Regions from separate parts of the Mus musculus genome. Here region 2 is linked to region 1. A link is a loop called in an ENCODE intact Hi-C map of the cell type or tissue named here. Cell type or tissue: heart. All regions are shown on one strand.

The links. A loop is a pair of places that touch in the nucleus more often than their neighbours do. Peaks named below come from ENCODE experiments on the same cell type or tissue, not always from the same donor. Only the 100,000 strongest peaks of a DNase experiment are listed, where the experiment ranks them.
Region 2: a loop joins it to region 1, with 2.1 times the contacts of the local background. A loop is called at or near these places in 4 of 42 quality-filtered maps.

Annotation. Positions count from the first base shown.
Region 1 is chr4:117,015,088-117,023,087 of GRCm38, forward strand. Eif2b3 (eukaryotic translation initiation factor 2B, subunit 3) reads left to right here and starts at 4,315. Exons shown (of 12, transcript NM_001111277.2): 1 at 4,315-4,389; 2 at 7,068-7,225. The coding sequence starts at 7,078. It also overlaps the pseudogene Gm12997. In heart, CTCF peaks have their summits at 2,857 and 4,335; a DNase peak (open chromatin) is centred at 4,314; H3K4me3 peaks cover 1,773 bases; H3K27ac peaks cover 1,118 bases.
Region 2 is chr4:117,091,323-117,099,322 of GRCm38, forward strand. Ptch2 (patched 2) reads left to right here and starts at 4,734. Exons shown (of 22, transcript NM_008958.3): 1 at 4,734-5,105; 2 at 5,525-5,717. The coding sequence starts at 5,034. RefSeq lists enhancers at 3,830-5,528, 4,369-4,827, 4,390-4,889, 6,853-7,444. In heart, a CTCF peak has its summit at 4,978; DNase peaks (open chromatin) are centred at 4,569 and 5,589; H3K4me3 peaks cover 2,441 bases; H3K27ac peaks cover 2,722 bases.

The DNA of each region.
Region 1 (8,000 bases):
CCATCAGGACAGGCGTATGGCCATGGCTTCTCAGCAGTCTCACCAGCTGGCCTTCCTTACCAGGAAGATGCCAAAAGTGTGGAGGAGAGTGATCCTATGAAGATCCCAGCCACTGTGACCAGCTTGCTACTCTAGCTGTCGTCTGAGCCAGATGTCATGTTATCACACTGGGAATGGAGGGGATCTCCCACAGAGGCCCTGGCACAGGGTGAGGGACACTCCAGTGTTCCCAGTTCAGGTTCACATCCGTGTAAATAAAGTAGATATTGGGGTTCTAGTCATTGGGCCCTCAGACTCGGCAGCAAGACCATTATTCTAAGTGATTAGGGTTCTGGAGGCCACTATTGCCCTGGCAGGCTTTCACACTGTTGATGATGATAACGAGCCAGTCTCGAGTCCAGTCCCTGGAAATGGAGGCCAGCATAACTGTCACCAAAATCTCCACAAAGAAGGTATTCTCCCAGAGGGCCTCAATCAATGCAGCCAGCAAACCCCAGCCTAACATGACTCCCCCAACCACCACAAAAATGTTGGAGAGATGTCCTTCTAGCCCCAGAGCCAGAGGCCGATGGCCAGGAACAGGGCCCCCAGGACCCAGAATATAATGTTGAAACCAAACAGGAGGCATTTCCCACAGCAGTGAACCTCAGGTTCCTGGAAGTACTGGAGACTGTTTAATATGAACAGTCACTGACCAAGGAACTGGAGCAGGAGCAGGGACCAAGCCTAGCTCTGTGTAGGGCACCATGGGTTAGAGATACCCTGCCCCAGGCCTAATTGACCCTGGGTCCTTTTCTTTTCTTTCCTTTTTTCTAATTCCTTTTTTCCCCCAAAATTTATTTATTTATTTTATGTACTCACCATTGCTGTCTTCAGACACACCAGAAGAGAGCATCAGACCCCATTACAGATGGTTGTGAGCCACTATGTGGTTGCTGGGAATTGAACTCAGGATCTCTGGAAGAGCAGTCAGCGCTCTTAACCACTGAGCCATCTCTCCAGCCCCCTAGTTCCTTTTCTTCTGGCTAAAGTCTGGGGGGAACTCCAAGCCCTTGCTTTCTCACCGAGTGCTCTTACTCCCAGCATCTAAGGCATTGCTTGACATATATTAGGTGTTCTGACAAATGTCAAAGTCAAATTCCTTAATTTATTTATATTTCAATTAGTCTTTGTTTGTTGTTGTTGCGATTGGAGACAGAGCTTCTCTAAGTAGTCTTGGCTGTCCTAGAACTCACTCCGTAGACCAGGCTGGGATTAAGGGTTTGAGCCACCACACAAATTATTAATTTGGGACAAGGTCTCACTGGCTGGCCTGGAACTTTCTATATAGACCAAGCTGGCACCACAGAGTTCTGCCTGTTTCTGTCTACCAAGTGCTAGGATTAAAGGCATTCATGAACATATGCCTTTATTCTCAATACAGAAACCAGACTGTCTTCTAACTGGTAAATACTAAAGCAACTCAAGATTAAGAGAACTGGAAAAGGGGCTGGAGAGATTGCTCAGTGGTTAGAGCACTGGCTCCTCTTCCAGAGGACCCAGGGTCAATTCTCAGCACCCACATTGTAGCTCACATAGGGTTTACCTTAGACCTGAGATAATTCTCCTCCTCCTCCTCTGTAACGCCAGCTCCAAGAGATCAGACATTCTCACACAGATACACATGCAGAGAGGAAAAAGCTAAAAGTTAAAAGGAAAGGAAAGAAGGAAGGAAGAAAACTGGAGAAAAAAAGGAACCGGGAGAGCTTTCAAAAGATTAAGAAATTAGTTGGGTGGGAGTGTTGCATGCCTTTAAACTCAGCACTTGGAGCTACAGGCAGGCAAATCTCTGAGTTCAAGGCCAGCCTTGTCTACAGAGTGAGTTCCAGAACAGTCAGAGGAGAGAATGTCTGGGCTATTTACTGCAGTTTAACTAACTACCCCAAAATTTAGTGCTTAGAACAGCAACTGTTGGGGGCTGGAGAGATGGCTCAGTGGTTAAGAGCACTGACTGTTCTTCCAGAGGTCCTGAGTTCAAATCCCAGCAACCACATGGTGGTTCACAACCATCCATAGTGGAGATCTGATGCCCTCTTCTGGTGTGTCTGAAGACAGCTACAGTGTATTCACATACATAAAATAAATCAATAATTCTTAAAAAAAAAAGAACAGCAACTTTTATTTTTTTCTCTCACAATTTTAAGATTTGTCTAAATTCAGGATTTTAGGGTAGCTTGGATATTTGGGGTATTTCAGGCAATCACTGCTTTTTATGTGGTCTCCTTCCTTGTTTCCAGAGACTTCTTGACTTAGAAACTTCCATGATCTTTCAAAACCTTGTTGGCTATAGACATAGTAAAGTTGATAGAGTACTTGTCTAGTGTGCTCCAGGCGCTGGGTGTGATACCCAGTGCTACATAAGCCAGCTATGGTAGTATACACCTGTAATCCCACCAGTCAAGAGGTGGATAAAGGAGGACCAGGGGCTCAAGGCCAGCCTCAGGTATAAAGTTTGAGGACAGCCTGGGCCTTGTGAGACTCTATCTCAAAGGGATGATAGTAATAGTAATAAATAACAACAACAACAACAACAGACAAAACTTGTCATATAATGTTCATCTGCTCAATAATTTCTGATCAAATAAGCAATCATTCAAAATAGCTTGAGTCAAGGCCAAGGCTCAATCAAAGGTCCAGGCCCAGGCCTAGGCTCAGACTGTGAAATTCCAGTTTAGACTCATGCTCCCTTTAAGTTGTCACCGTTGTGGTGTCCCCACTCCCCACTCCTACTTTTGAGACAGGTCTCCTTATTTAGCTCAGGATTTACAGTCCTTCTCCCTCAGCCTTTGAGATCACAGACATGCAATACCATGCACAACCACACTAAAAGCTTTTATATGCCAATATGAAGACAGGACTGTAGGCCCTGGGCTGCAGACACCATGGGGCTTGTTTCCTCCTGTGCTATCTGAGTTAAGAAGCTATTAAAAAAGAGTGCTTCTGTCTCTGTTTTCTTACGTTATGTTCATTATACATTCCACAGAAAAAACTTATGTTCCTTGCTATAGCCTACAAGCCGGTGGGGTCTGAATTCTCTGGTCTCCTCCATCTGGCTCCCTCTGGTAGCCTTTACTCACCCACTTCCCCTCTCACTTTATTTCTGCTGCAGTGCCCTTCCTACTCTTTATTGAACTCCGGGGTTTCTTTTGGGATTTGTTTGTTTGTTGCTGTTTTTTTGTTTTTTTGTTTTTTGAGACAGGGTTTCTCTGTGTAGCCCTGCTGTCCTGGAAATCACTCTGTAGACCAGGCTGGCCTCGAACTGACAGACATAGGCCTGCCTCTGCCTCCCAAGTGTTGGGATTATAGGCATTCACCACCACGGGCAGGATCTTTGCACTTGCTGTCTAGTCAGCTTGCAAGGCTCTTTCCCAAGGCTCAACCCGACTTACTCTCTTCAAACCATTAAGTGCTATTGTAAGACCCCCAAAGCTGGGCCTCAGCTCAAGTCCCGGGATGAGCTGGCCCGCACCCCAATAACTCAACAGCTCTTCTCTGCCGGGTATCCTTGGTAAAATTACAATTATCGCATCTCTGGTTGTAAGGTATAGAAACAAAAAGGCTTTTTGCTGGCTATAGAGAACAAAGAGCTTCTTTCTAGCTGTATTTTTAGAGAACAGGGAAAACAAGCTTGGGGGAATGTTTTAGGGGCTTTACCTCCCAGGGAGAAACGCTCTAAGTCCGGTTCTCACACTATCAGAAATGAATTTATTGTTTGAATGGCTAAAGTTTGCTGACACAAAGGCCAAATCAGGCATCTTGCACACTAGAAGCCTAACCAACCGCTGGCTTGCAAGGGAATTTAGTAGGTGTTTTGTTTTGCTTTGTTTTTTTAAATTCTTGAATCTTCTATGAGTGTTGGTGCAGGTCTTTAATCCCAGTCTACCGGGGGCAGAGGCAGGGGAGATTGCAGCTGGCGGTTCTCTGTGAGTTCGAGGCTAGCCTGGTTTACAGAGTGAGTTCCAGGACAGCCAGGGCTACACAGAGAAACCCTGTCTTGAAAAAAAAAAATCACAAAACAAAACAAAAAGTATTGACAAGCCAAATTTACAGTGCCGTGAGGCTGGGATTTAGAATGGCAACTCCGAAACGTTAGAGATTGAAGGGGACATTTAACAAGCACTAGGCAGCAATACAGAAACTCCACGCCACGGCTCGTCGGTCGCTTGGTCTCCGGCACGCTCCGCAAGAGCATCCTTGCCTTCTGCCATCTATTACTCGGCACTCGTTCCTCCTTCCTGAGTCGGCGCGTCGTATCGAACCGCTCGGCCACCGCGCGCCTGCGCTCTTGGCTTGTCAGCCAGAGGCGGCGTGGGGAGCGCTGGGAGAGGCTGCGGCGTGCGGATAGCTGAGGTAAAGCCGGGGCTAGTGCGGTGCCAGGCGGGGCACGAGCTGGCTGAGCAGGGAGAGCGGCGCGCGGATGCTGGAAAGCCGGGTTCCTGTGAGGGAGGCCAGCTAGCCGAGCAGGACCCGAGTAGGCAGACAGGGACTGCGCTCCCGAAATCGCCGGGCGAGACACTGCCGGCCCTGGCCGTAGAGCCATGCGTCCCGACTGGGGGACTGGAGAGTCCAAGCCTTGTGCAACAGATGGAAAAACTGAGTTTCAGGGAGGGACAGTTCTGCCCGAAGTCACACCGAGTGAGCACTAGACTCCCTTGGTGCCTTGCTGACATGGTTTCCACATTATTTATTCGTCCCACATTTATTTGGGCTCAAGGCAGGGACTAAATGGGATACAGTAAGGCCCTTTTAGGCAGCGCGCAAAGGTTTGGCAAACCAATTACAATGCAGTAGCCGATCTTACAATTTAGGACAGAAGACGGCAACTGTGAGGAAGGCATGACTGGGACTCTGTAAACGCCTCCTGTAAAACTTGGAGGCTGGTGAGACTCATCGACTTGGTATTGGGAGTCACGACGGTAAAGTTGAAACTTTTAAGTCTAGCCTTATGATTGGTTAGGTTCATAAGTATTCTTGTTTCTTAGGTTGCGTCTTTTTTTTTTTTTTTCCTCCTTAACCCAGAGATTGAGAACAGGAACTTTAGGTTCTAGCCACCTGGGTTCCAAATGTGTTCTTGTACACATTTGAGCTTAACACTAATGTGGGGTTGCTGTGAGGTTCACAGATGCTCATTCCACATATAGTATCTGGCATCTGACTGGGTGTATCCTGACAACACATAGTCCCCAACTTCAAGGAACTCACTCTTAATAGGCATTTAAATGAATGCCTGCAGTGAAGCCTATAAAGGTTGACACAGTCCGTACAGAGTATAGTAGAAGCAGCAGGTGAAAGAAGTCCCATCATTGGTGTGCAAAAAGTTAGTTGTAGCTTCATGCTATGCAAGATGATTTCTGAGCAGAGTCTTTTTAAAGAGTTTTGCTACTTGGTTACTTGTCCCAGGAGAAAACCAGCCTAAAGCAGGAGTAGCCGTAGACCTGCAGTTCTGGCTGCTAAGGTGGTAAGACTGGGAATCACTTGAGCCCAGGAGGTTAATTCACACTTTATAACCAGGTATTGGCACTAGATTCACAAGCATCAATATGATGACCTCTAGAAGTGGTTCTAGAGTCTGGAACCACCAGGTTGCATGTACTGATCTGTAGTGAGGGTCACATCTAGGAAAGGCCATCACACTAGCTATGACAGCGTAATAATACCTGTCCACTTAAAAAGGACCTATAGGGGGCTGGAGAGGTGCCTCAGTGATTAAAAGCAGCGTATATTCTTCCAAAGGACCTAGGTTCAGTTCTCGGCACCTACATGATAGCTCAGAACCATCTATAACTCCACTTACAGGGGATCTGACTCCATATGTGCACTCAACACACACATAAAATTAAAAAAAAAATAAGTATTTGTTACAAAAGAAAACCCAGAGTTATAGCACAGTATATTTTAGTTGGTATAGTGTGTTTTCCGTGATCCAGCATCTGTCCAATAATATGAAACATGTATATAGTGCGTGTGATAGGATGAACGTTACTTTGCATGTCTTATAGAGAAATACTTTTTTATTCTTGTGTAGGGGATCCAGCCTAAGGCCTCATAAATACCAGACAAGTGAGCCCTCATTTAATCCCAACAGCTTCATGAATGTGTGGATGTGTATATTCCTAAATACATAACTACAGCTGCTCTCTCATAATCATGTTGATTATGTGTATTTCCCCAGGACTGGTCATTTGGTATTGGATAATCAATTGATGTTCACTATTTCACTTGCTCTCAGAATTTCTTAGTTGCCTGTAGTTTTTTTTTTTGCTTAGGGTTGAGGCCTTGTAAGCTTTCCCTCCCAGACATTAACATGTCAGTTGGTGTTATCCTTGTTCAGGTCTCGTTTAGGAAGCCATGTTGGTGACACTTTATGGCTGTATAGTCTCTGGCATATCTAGGAGACACAGACCATATCTAGCAAACCTCCTGTCCCTCTGTCTTTTTAATGATCACGGAGCCTTGGCTGCGGGACTTTCTTACAGGTATTAGTTGGGACCAGGCTCCACAGCTCTTTGTTTTGATCAGTTGTGGTCTTCTGTGATGATCTAAATCTTTTGCAAAGGACCATTTCCTTTATGAAGGGTGAGAACTACAATTCTCCAGCCAGACCCTAAAGAAGCTTGTGTTTTTGAGACAGGGTCTCACGTGTAGTTTTGGCTGTGCTGGAATTAACTCTGTTGAGCAGACTGGCCTTGAACTCATGGAGATGCGCCTGCCTCGGCCTCCCAAGTGCTGGGATTAAATATGCCACCACCACTGGCACTTGAATTTGTCTGTTCTTAACTATAAACAACTCAAGGGCGAGGACCAGAAGTTTTAAATTTATATTATCTGCTTTTACTGAGATCAGAGCTAAAACTGTTGGCCAGAGAAGGCGAGAACAATCTTTGCTACCGTGAGGGAGTGTTTCTTACTCTGGTAACTAAATCAGAAGTGGCACGTCTGGTGTAGGTGGGAAGTACTCATGTAAATAGAGACAAATAGTACTGTGTATCATTTGACTTAAGCCACTCTTTCTCTTCCTGTGCTTGCAGCTTTATAAAAATGGAGTTTCAAGCGGTGGTTATGGCCGTTGGTGGGGGATCTCGGATGACAGACTTGACTTCCAGCATTCCCAAGCCTCTGCTTCCAGTTGGAAACAAACCTTTAATTTGGTACCCGCTGAACCTGCTTGAGCGTGTTGGATTTGAAGGTGAGCTGTAGCTGTGATAGGATGCATTCATAAACCTTTAGTGTGTTTGATCCCAATAATTTGTCAGCATTATGAGAGAGAGGGTGGACATAGCAGGCTAGGGCTTAAAGCTTGCTAGAGACTAGATGTTGGTCCATGGCCACCCACCTGAGAGCACAGCCTCCCCCAGAGGAACTTTTATCCCATGCTGCAGCCCAGGCAGGTGCCGGGCTGTAGGGGAGTGCCAAGACCACTCTGGGGGTGAGTGGGAAGGTGGAGCTGGTTCCGGGGTCACTGGGTTCTCTGACTCTTGGACATCCAAGTGCCACTGGGAGTCAGGGGTCTGTGGGCTGGGGATAGTGTCTAGCCCAGGGTCAGGCATAAGGGGAGCTCTGGCTTGTCCTTAGCTTCTCAGAAGCAGGCTTTGTGGCGTTGTGGCTGGGAGCACAGAGAACCCTTCTACAGGAGAAGTAAGCTGTGGCTCTGTAGTCGAATGCCTTCTCCATGGCTCCCCACAGCGGGCCTTGATGAAAGAGACAGTCCATGATTCTAAACAGTTTATTGGTTGTGGTGGAAAATGGTGTACTGTACCCACGTCTCAGGGTGGACCTGAGATTAAATACCTTTTGTAGGAGGAATGTCTGGGAAGGGAAGCTCATTGGCTAAGCCCTCTGGGCCTCTAGGTACCTCATTAGCATGGAGAGCACTGTTTTGGGCCTGTGTGACAAGTTTCTTTTTTTTTCTTTTTCGAGACAGGGTTTCTCTGTGTAGCCCTGGCTGTCCTGGAACTCACTTT
Region 2 (8,000 bases), 76 kb after region 1:
AACACTTGGGAGGTAGGCCAGCAAGATCAAATGTCAATTAAAAAAAAAAAGATTTAAAAGGACAGAAAGCTAACGGTCTTTAATCTCAGCACTCAAGAAGCAGAGACAGGTAGATCTCTATGTCTTCGAAGCCAGACTGATCTACATGAGTTTCAGGACATCCAGGACAACACAAACCCTGTCTCAAAACAAAACAAAACAAAACAAAACAAAACAAAACAAAACAAGATAGCAGACCTTGAATTGTATTTAGATCACCCCTCCCATCTTGTTCCATCTTTGAGTATCCCTGGATGTCCCAGATCAGTAATTATCTCTGTAATCTCTGGGCTCCCCTCAGGCTAAGAGCTCTTTAAAACAAACAAACAAACAAACAAAACCAGAGGCAGGCTTGCTGCATCGTTGTTGATGCACACAGAAGCAGGCCTGCTGCATCGTTGGTGCACAGCTTTAGTCCCAGCACTCAGGAGGCAGAGGCAGGCAGATCTCTGAGGCCAGCCTGGTCTGCAGAGCAAGTTCCATGACAGCCAGGGCTACACTGGGAATCCCTGTCTTCAAAACACAAAAAGAAAAAAAGGCTTACAACCCCAGAGCTCAGCAAAGGTGTGGGCATGCATAGCCCACAAATCAGTAATTAAGAGTTAATCCTTGGAGTCGGTTGTTTTCTCCTCATATTCTTTGGGAATGTCCTGGGTTTGGGCCCAAATGCGAACCCACATCCGGTAGAGGCAACAGAGAAGCACCCTGTTCAAAGGGAAGTGGCTGCTTTGTCTGATTCCTGGTAATTACCTGTTTTAGCTTTGCACTGGGGAAGTTTTGTTTGTTTGTTTTCAAGACTCACTGTGTAGCCAGAATATATTCTTGAACTCACTCTGTAGACCAGGCTGGTCTTAAATTCACAGAGATCCGCCTGCCTCTGCCTCCCACGTGCAGTAATTAAAGGTGTGCACCACTGGGCTCAACTAGGAAGTCTTTGTTGAAGGAAAGAAAAGCCATGGAGAGATAGACAAGGGCATGTACTACCCCTGCAGAAAACCCAAGTTCAGTTTCCAGCACCCACCTCAGGGATTTACTTGTAACTCCAGCTCCCTGATCTAAACAACTTTAAAAGTCCCACAGTCTTTACATATTAAAAGTCAATCCCTTTAAAATGTCCAATATCTTCTTTTTACAATTAAAAATCTCTTAACTGTGGGCTCCACTAAAATAGTTTCTTCCTTCAAGAGGGAAAATATCAGAGCACAGTCACAATCAAAAGCAAAAGTCAGTCTCTAACCATCCAATGTCTGGGATCCAACTCACAATCTTCTGGGCTCCTCCAAGGGCTTGGGTTACTTCTCCAGCCATGCCCTTTGTAGCACACACGTCGTCCTCTAGGCTCCAGATGCCAGAACATGACGCCCCTGGTCTCCACAGGCACCTGCACTCATGTGTACATGCCCACACACAAACACACCTTTGGCCATTTTGGAGACTCAAGTAGCCAGAAGGCAACAATCTTAGACTGGGAAGGCTAGAAAGGTAGAGCAGTTCCTTCTCCTCTGGTTGGAAGGATCAGCAAGAGGTTTCTCAGTGGATAGATAGGCTCTTTCCGAAGAGGCCATAGAAAGCCTCAGTGTGGTTACTCACACCAGTAACCCCCTACTCTAGGCCAACCTTAGCTGCATAGTGAATCCATACATCAAAGGCCAAGCCAAGTAGATAGTGGTGGCGCCTGTCTTTAATCCCAGCACTCAAGAGGCAAATACATCTTTGTGAGTTCAAAGCCAGCCTGGTCTACAGAGCTAGTCCCAGGACTGACTACACAAAGAAACTACTCTTGAAAGAAAGAAAGAAAGAAAGAAAGAAAGAAAGAAAGAAAGAAAGAAAGAAAGAAAGAAAGAAAGAGAGAGAAAGAGAGAAAGAGAGAAAGAGAGAAAGAGAGAAAGAAAGAAAGAAAGAAAGAAAGAGAAGAAAGAAAGAAAGAGAGAGAAAGAGAGAGAGAGAAAGAGAGAGAAAGGGAAGAAAGAAAGAAAGAAAGAAAGAAAGGAAGGAAGGAAGGAAGAAAGAAAGAAAGAAAGAAAGAAAGAAAGAAAGAGAGAGAGAGAGAGAGAGAGAAAGAAAGAAGGAAGAAAAATCCAAGCCAAGTGTAATGATGCATGCCTATAATCTCAAGACATGGGAGTCTGAGGCACAACTCAACTGCATATAATCATCTTTAAAAAAAAAAAAAAAAGACTAGAGGGGCTGGAGAGATGGCTCAGTGGTTAAGAGCACCGACTGCTCTTCCAAAGGTCCTGAGTTCAAATCCCAGCAACCACATGGTGGCTCACAACCATTGTAATGAGATCTGATGCACTCTTCTGGTGTATCTGAAGACAGCTACAGTGTACTTAGATATAATAATAAATAAATCTTTAAAAAAAAAAAAAGTCTAGGACTTTGCCACAATTGGTAATTGATGGCAGCAGTCAGTTGAGCTGGAAATGGAAGCAGAATCCAGGCTGAAATGATGACACACCTGTGTCTCCATGAGAATCTGGAAAGAAGAAAGAGCTCAAGAAATGTCAATTTTGGGCTGGTGAGATGGCTCAGTGGGTAAGAGCACCCGACTGCTCTTCCGAAGGTCCAGAGTTCAAATCCCAGCAACCACATGGTGGCTCACAACCATCCGTAAGAAAATCTGACTCCCTCTTCTGGTGTGTCTGAAGACAGCTACAGTGTACTTACATATAATAATAAATAAATCTTAAAAAAAATTAAAAAAAAAAAAGAAATGTCAATTTTGTCCTGGCGTTATAATGCCGTGCAGCGCTTATTCTAGGCAATTCCCTGCCTTTATAGCCCCAAGATTGCTACAGGAGTCTAGAGAGCCCACTTCAGAGCTGTTTCCATTTCCAGGCTTGCTAAGGGTACACTTTTCTCTGTAGTACACTTCCTCCCATTACAGACAGGAGAATACCGTGTACACAGGGTGCACTTCCTCCCATTACAAACGGGAGAATACCGTGTACACAGGCTTTCTTTCTCATTTTCATATTACCTTTACTTATATGTATATGCCGGAGAGTCTGTATATGACGCATGTGTGTGTGTGTGTGTGTGTGTGTGTGTGTGTGTGTGTGTGTGTGTGTGTGTGTATACACTTGCTCTCAGAGGCCAGGTGTTGAATCCCCTGGAGCTGGAGTTACAGGTAGCTGTGAACTCTCCTTTGTGGATGCTGGAAGCCAAACCCAGGTCCTCTGCAAAAACAAAAGGTGGCCTTAACTGCTGAGCTATCTCTCCAGGCCCAAGGCTTCCATTCCTGCCCAGGTGCCTCTTAGCCACAGAGTAGCAGTGTTGTAGACAGACACATTCATTCCTCCTTAACTGCCCACCCCTTAAACCAACTGGGGAACCCTTAGGATTAAGCCCTGGAGCTGATGATGTTAATTTGCACAAGTTTGGCAGTATGTAGCAAGGCCAAAACCATATTCATGCTTTTTGACCCAAACAACCCCATTTCTGGGAATCTGTCCTGAGGACATTCTGCAAATGATTGATGAGAGGACTGTGTAGTAATATAAAATATTTATGATATAATGATTAAGAAGTCTGGAAGAATTGAGCAAGAGGCTAGCCAGATGTGATAGCAGTATCAGAACAACAGATTTATTGAAGTCTTTTTTTTCCCCCAAAAAACGTATTTTGTTTCTGAGGCAGAATCTTTCTAGGTAGCCCTGGCTGTTCCAGAATTCTCTATGTAGACCATGCTGAGACCTGGAACTCACAAGAGATGGGCCTGCCACTGCCCGGCTCCTTTCCCAAATGTTCTGTATGAGGAGTCAGACTTTTACCCTCAGATGACCGATCAGAGTTTAACAGTCAGGAGCACAGAAATAGCACAGTCACTTGGAAAAGCAACATGTTTCCCAATGTTGTACATAAATTATGTCATCACAAATACAATTATCAGACAGGCTGGGCAATACAGGACTGTTATAGTCCCTTAACTTGACAGACACAACCAGGATAAGGAGTTGAAGGCCAAGCTGAACTACTTAAGACCATGTCTCACAAAAAAAAGTTAAAATAAAAATTTAAAAATACAATACACAAACTGAATGTTAATAAGAACCACAAAGAAAAAAGCAATTATCTGCCAAGGCTTCCAAAAGTTTAGGCTGACTGATTCAAGTTCAGGCTTAAAAGTTATCTGCCAAGACAAAGGGGCCCCAACATGTACAAAGGCAAGAACATGTGAACTTAGGAAATTACTGAGGGCAATTCGGGACTGGAAGGCAACTGAGTGGGTGTGAGGCACTTAGAGGAAAAAAAAAAGCTTTAGTTGGATGGTGCAGGGCTTTGGGCTTTGGTGCAGCCGTGGGATTTGCATTTTAGAGCTGAGTCTGGCCTGCTTGGAAAGAGTGGAAAGGAGGTCCTTAGGGTTGCGCTGGGTCGGGAAGAAAGGGTGGCCCAAAGGGGACCAGCAGACTCCCTTTCTCAACATCCTGACTTACACTTGGCCAACGACTAGCGCCTCCAGGATCACCCTCCCTTCTCCTCTCCTTAGGGCCCCGCGGGCGGGCTGGGGAGCCCGGGAGGCGAGGCAAAGGGGTGGCCCTGCCTGGGTGGTCTCCTGCCCCGCCCCCTGCGGCGCCGTTACCTAGCAACGGATCCGGCTGCAAGGCAGCGGGTAATTTGCCGCCCCCTTAGCCAATGGGAGGGCGTCACCCCGGCCCGCTCCTTTTTTTCTGAGCCTCCTGGTGCTTCCCGAGATCCACAGTCGCCACCTTTAGCTGTGAGGTGCTTCGCAGCCAGTCGGGTCCACCCACACGCGGAGCCCTCTTTGGACCACAGCCCACAGATCCAGCGGGGCTTGGGGCCACCACCCCGCACCGCCGCTGCGGGCTGCTCCTGTGCATCTTTACGCGCGCCTCACCCAGGACCGTATGGCCGTTCACGGCAGCTAGGAATCCTCAGGTGAAGCCGGGCGGCACAAGGCGCCAAGCTAGCCTATGGCAGCGCTCAGATAACGCAGGTTGGGGGCGCTCGCGCCCCCCATCCTCACCAGCATGGTTCGGCCACTGTCCCTTGGAGAGCTACCTCCCAGCTACACACCTCCAGCTCGGTCCTCCGCACCTCATGTGAGTAGAGGGGCTGGGTTTGTAACTTAAACGTCGCTTGAACATCTGTAGGGCTAGAAGTCTAGTGTTACTGGATCTGTGTTTGAAGACAAGCGAGAGCCAGCAAGTGATTTGTTAGTTTATTTCCTATTATCTGGTCAGTGAAAATAGTTATGTCTGTGGGTTCACCTCTTTGCCTAGCTGACAACGAGTGTGTGTGTTCACGACTCATAACCTTCTAAAAATGGGCATTTTCAGGTGTGCTTATGGAGAAGGCACAGGGAAAGAGAGTTAAATCTTCCACATTTGAAACCTTTATCTGTAGCTGTTTCCTGCCCTGCATCCAGAAGTCAGGAAACTGGGACTTGACCGGGAGAAAAGGGAAAGCTCCTCCATTGTTGTGCTGACAGCTGGCTGACCTCCTCCTCTCTCTATCCCAGATCCTAGCTGGGAGCCTGCAGGCTCCTCTCTGGCTTCGAGCTTACTTCCAAGGTCTACTCTTCTCCCTGGGGTGCAGGATCCAGAAACACTGCGGCAAAGTGCTCTTCCTGGGACTGGTGGCCTTTGGGGCTCTGGCACTGGGTCTCCGAGTGGCTGTAATTGAGACAGACCTAGAACAGCTCTGGGTAGAAGGTGAGTTACTGGAGCTGGCCGTAGCTGCTTTGGTCAAGGATCGAGAGGGCCATCTCCTGTTCAGAGCCTGTGTATCTGGGTGTGTTGCAGAAAGCCTACCTCTCTCCCAATCTCCCTCAGTGCTGTGGATGAAGCCCAGGGCATTGTGCAAGCTAGGCAAGTCTTTACCATCAACTGTCTCACACCTATCTCTCTCACCCATAAATGGACAACTCTAGATGGTAGCCTCTTATGAATAAGCTTGTGGAATATTCATCTTTGATTATGTGTCTGCTTATTTAGCGTTTATAGCTAGGTTTCTTTTAACTGTACATCAGAGTTTACAAATGGAACAAGATGTATTTTTCAATAGCCAAAGGAAGTAAAATGTGTGTGGGGGTAAGTTCTAAACAAAACAAAGCCAAGTGGTATTGTGTTGTATAAGAGAAGGCAGGGAGAGACGGCTCTGACCTGCAAACTCAGATTAGCACTGTGATTCTAACTACTCAAGGGGCTGAGGCAAGAGAAATACTTTCAGTCTAAGAATTTAACAATAGCCTGTGTCAGAGAGAGAGAGAGAGAGAGGGACAGACGGACAGATGGAAGAGAGGGAGGGAGGGAGGGAGGAAGGAAGGAAGGAAGGAAGGAAGGAAGGAAGGAAGGAAGGAAGGAAGATCAGTGGGATGTAGCTGGGTGGCATGGCAGACTGCCTGTCGAGCATGCTGTGGTGGGGGAGAGAGATGGAGGAGGAGCAAGAAGAAAAAGAAAAGTTAGTGCTTGGTGGCAGCAGTGGTGGTGCACAGCTTTAATGTTTAACCTCAGTGCTTGGGATCTGGAGGCAGGTGGGGCCAGCCTGGTCTACAGAGAATTCCAGGATCTGGAGGCAGGTGGGGCCAGCCTGGTCTACAGAGAATTCCAGGACAGCCAGAGCTGCATGAAAATACTCTCTCTCGAAAAACCAAAAAGAAAGATTGGAAGGAAGGAAGGGGGAAAGGGGAAAACAAGAAATAATAAGAAAAGAATTGTTAGGTGTAAAAGAAAAGAAAACCTTGAACGAGCCATCTGACCAGGCTTCTGAGTAGACACCCAGGGACCTGCAGCCATTTAATGAAGAATGAGCATAGACTTTGAGGCAAAAGTCAGGGTCAAATGAGACCAAATCCTCACGTCCTAGTGGAAGGATTACACAACTCATAATTTCAGCATGCCTCTCTTCTTTCCTGGTGCCTGGTTTCATGTGGCTGCTATTTGACAAAGGCAAATTCAACTGTGTTCTTCCCTGGGAAATCTGCATTTGTGGGCTCCCCAGACCTCCCTAGCCCTGGCCCAGACCCAAGGCAGGCCCCAGGTCGCAGCCTCACACCCTGGAGTTATTTCAAATGCTGGCAAGTCCTAGGATACAGAGCAGATGTTTCTTGGAGCCTTCCTACATCATAGGCTCCCACACCCCATCTCCACCCTACCCCCAGCCCTCTGCAGACTCTTAGCGTTCACACTCTTAAGACAGCCCTAGGGTCCAGAGCAGATGTTTCTCCCTGCCTGCCAGTCTGCCCCCAGCATCAGGACACACATGTGCGCACACGCATATATGCATGCCCCCACACAAACCACTGCTGCTTGGGTGGTCCCAAATAACTTCTGAATATCCTGCCACAATAGAGTGAGTCTCCCTCCCAGGCCCTGCCTTTCCTCTCTCTGCATTCCCCGGATCTTCCCCAATTAAACACTGCTTGGATGTCTACATTTGCTCATCCCTCTCCGGCCCCCCTGGCTAGTCCCTGCAGTTATGAGAAATGTATTATAAGAGGGTAGCAGTTGGTCTCTTTGAGATAGGAATTCCCTGTGTCACCTCAGCGACCTTGACCTTGGGTCCTCCTGCAGTGGACCCCTTTGTGTTGAGATTAGTAAGACCACAGTCTCACTGGTCTTTTCTCTATAGCTGAGGAGTTAGTTGATGGAGTTGAGAGCTGAAGAGACATTTTTGCTTCCTGTTTTGCTAGGACTGGAAGTGGAAGAAGCAAGACCCTCAGTTAGCAGAGTTTCAAATAGAGGTCAAGACTCTCCTTGGCTGTAAATGTGGTGTGTTTTCCTTTCCTTTTTTGTTTTTGTTTTTTGTTTTCTGTTGTTGTTGTTGTTGTTGTTGTAGGTTAGGGACCAAACACCAATACCCTGATCAACTTAAAACTAAGAAACTTGCTGGGCAGTGGTGGAGTGCACCTAGGAGGCAGAGGCCAGAGGATCTCTGAGCTTGAGGCCAGCTTGGTCTTAAGAGTTTCAGCTGGTGGTGGCGCACGCCTTTAATCC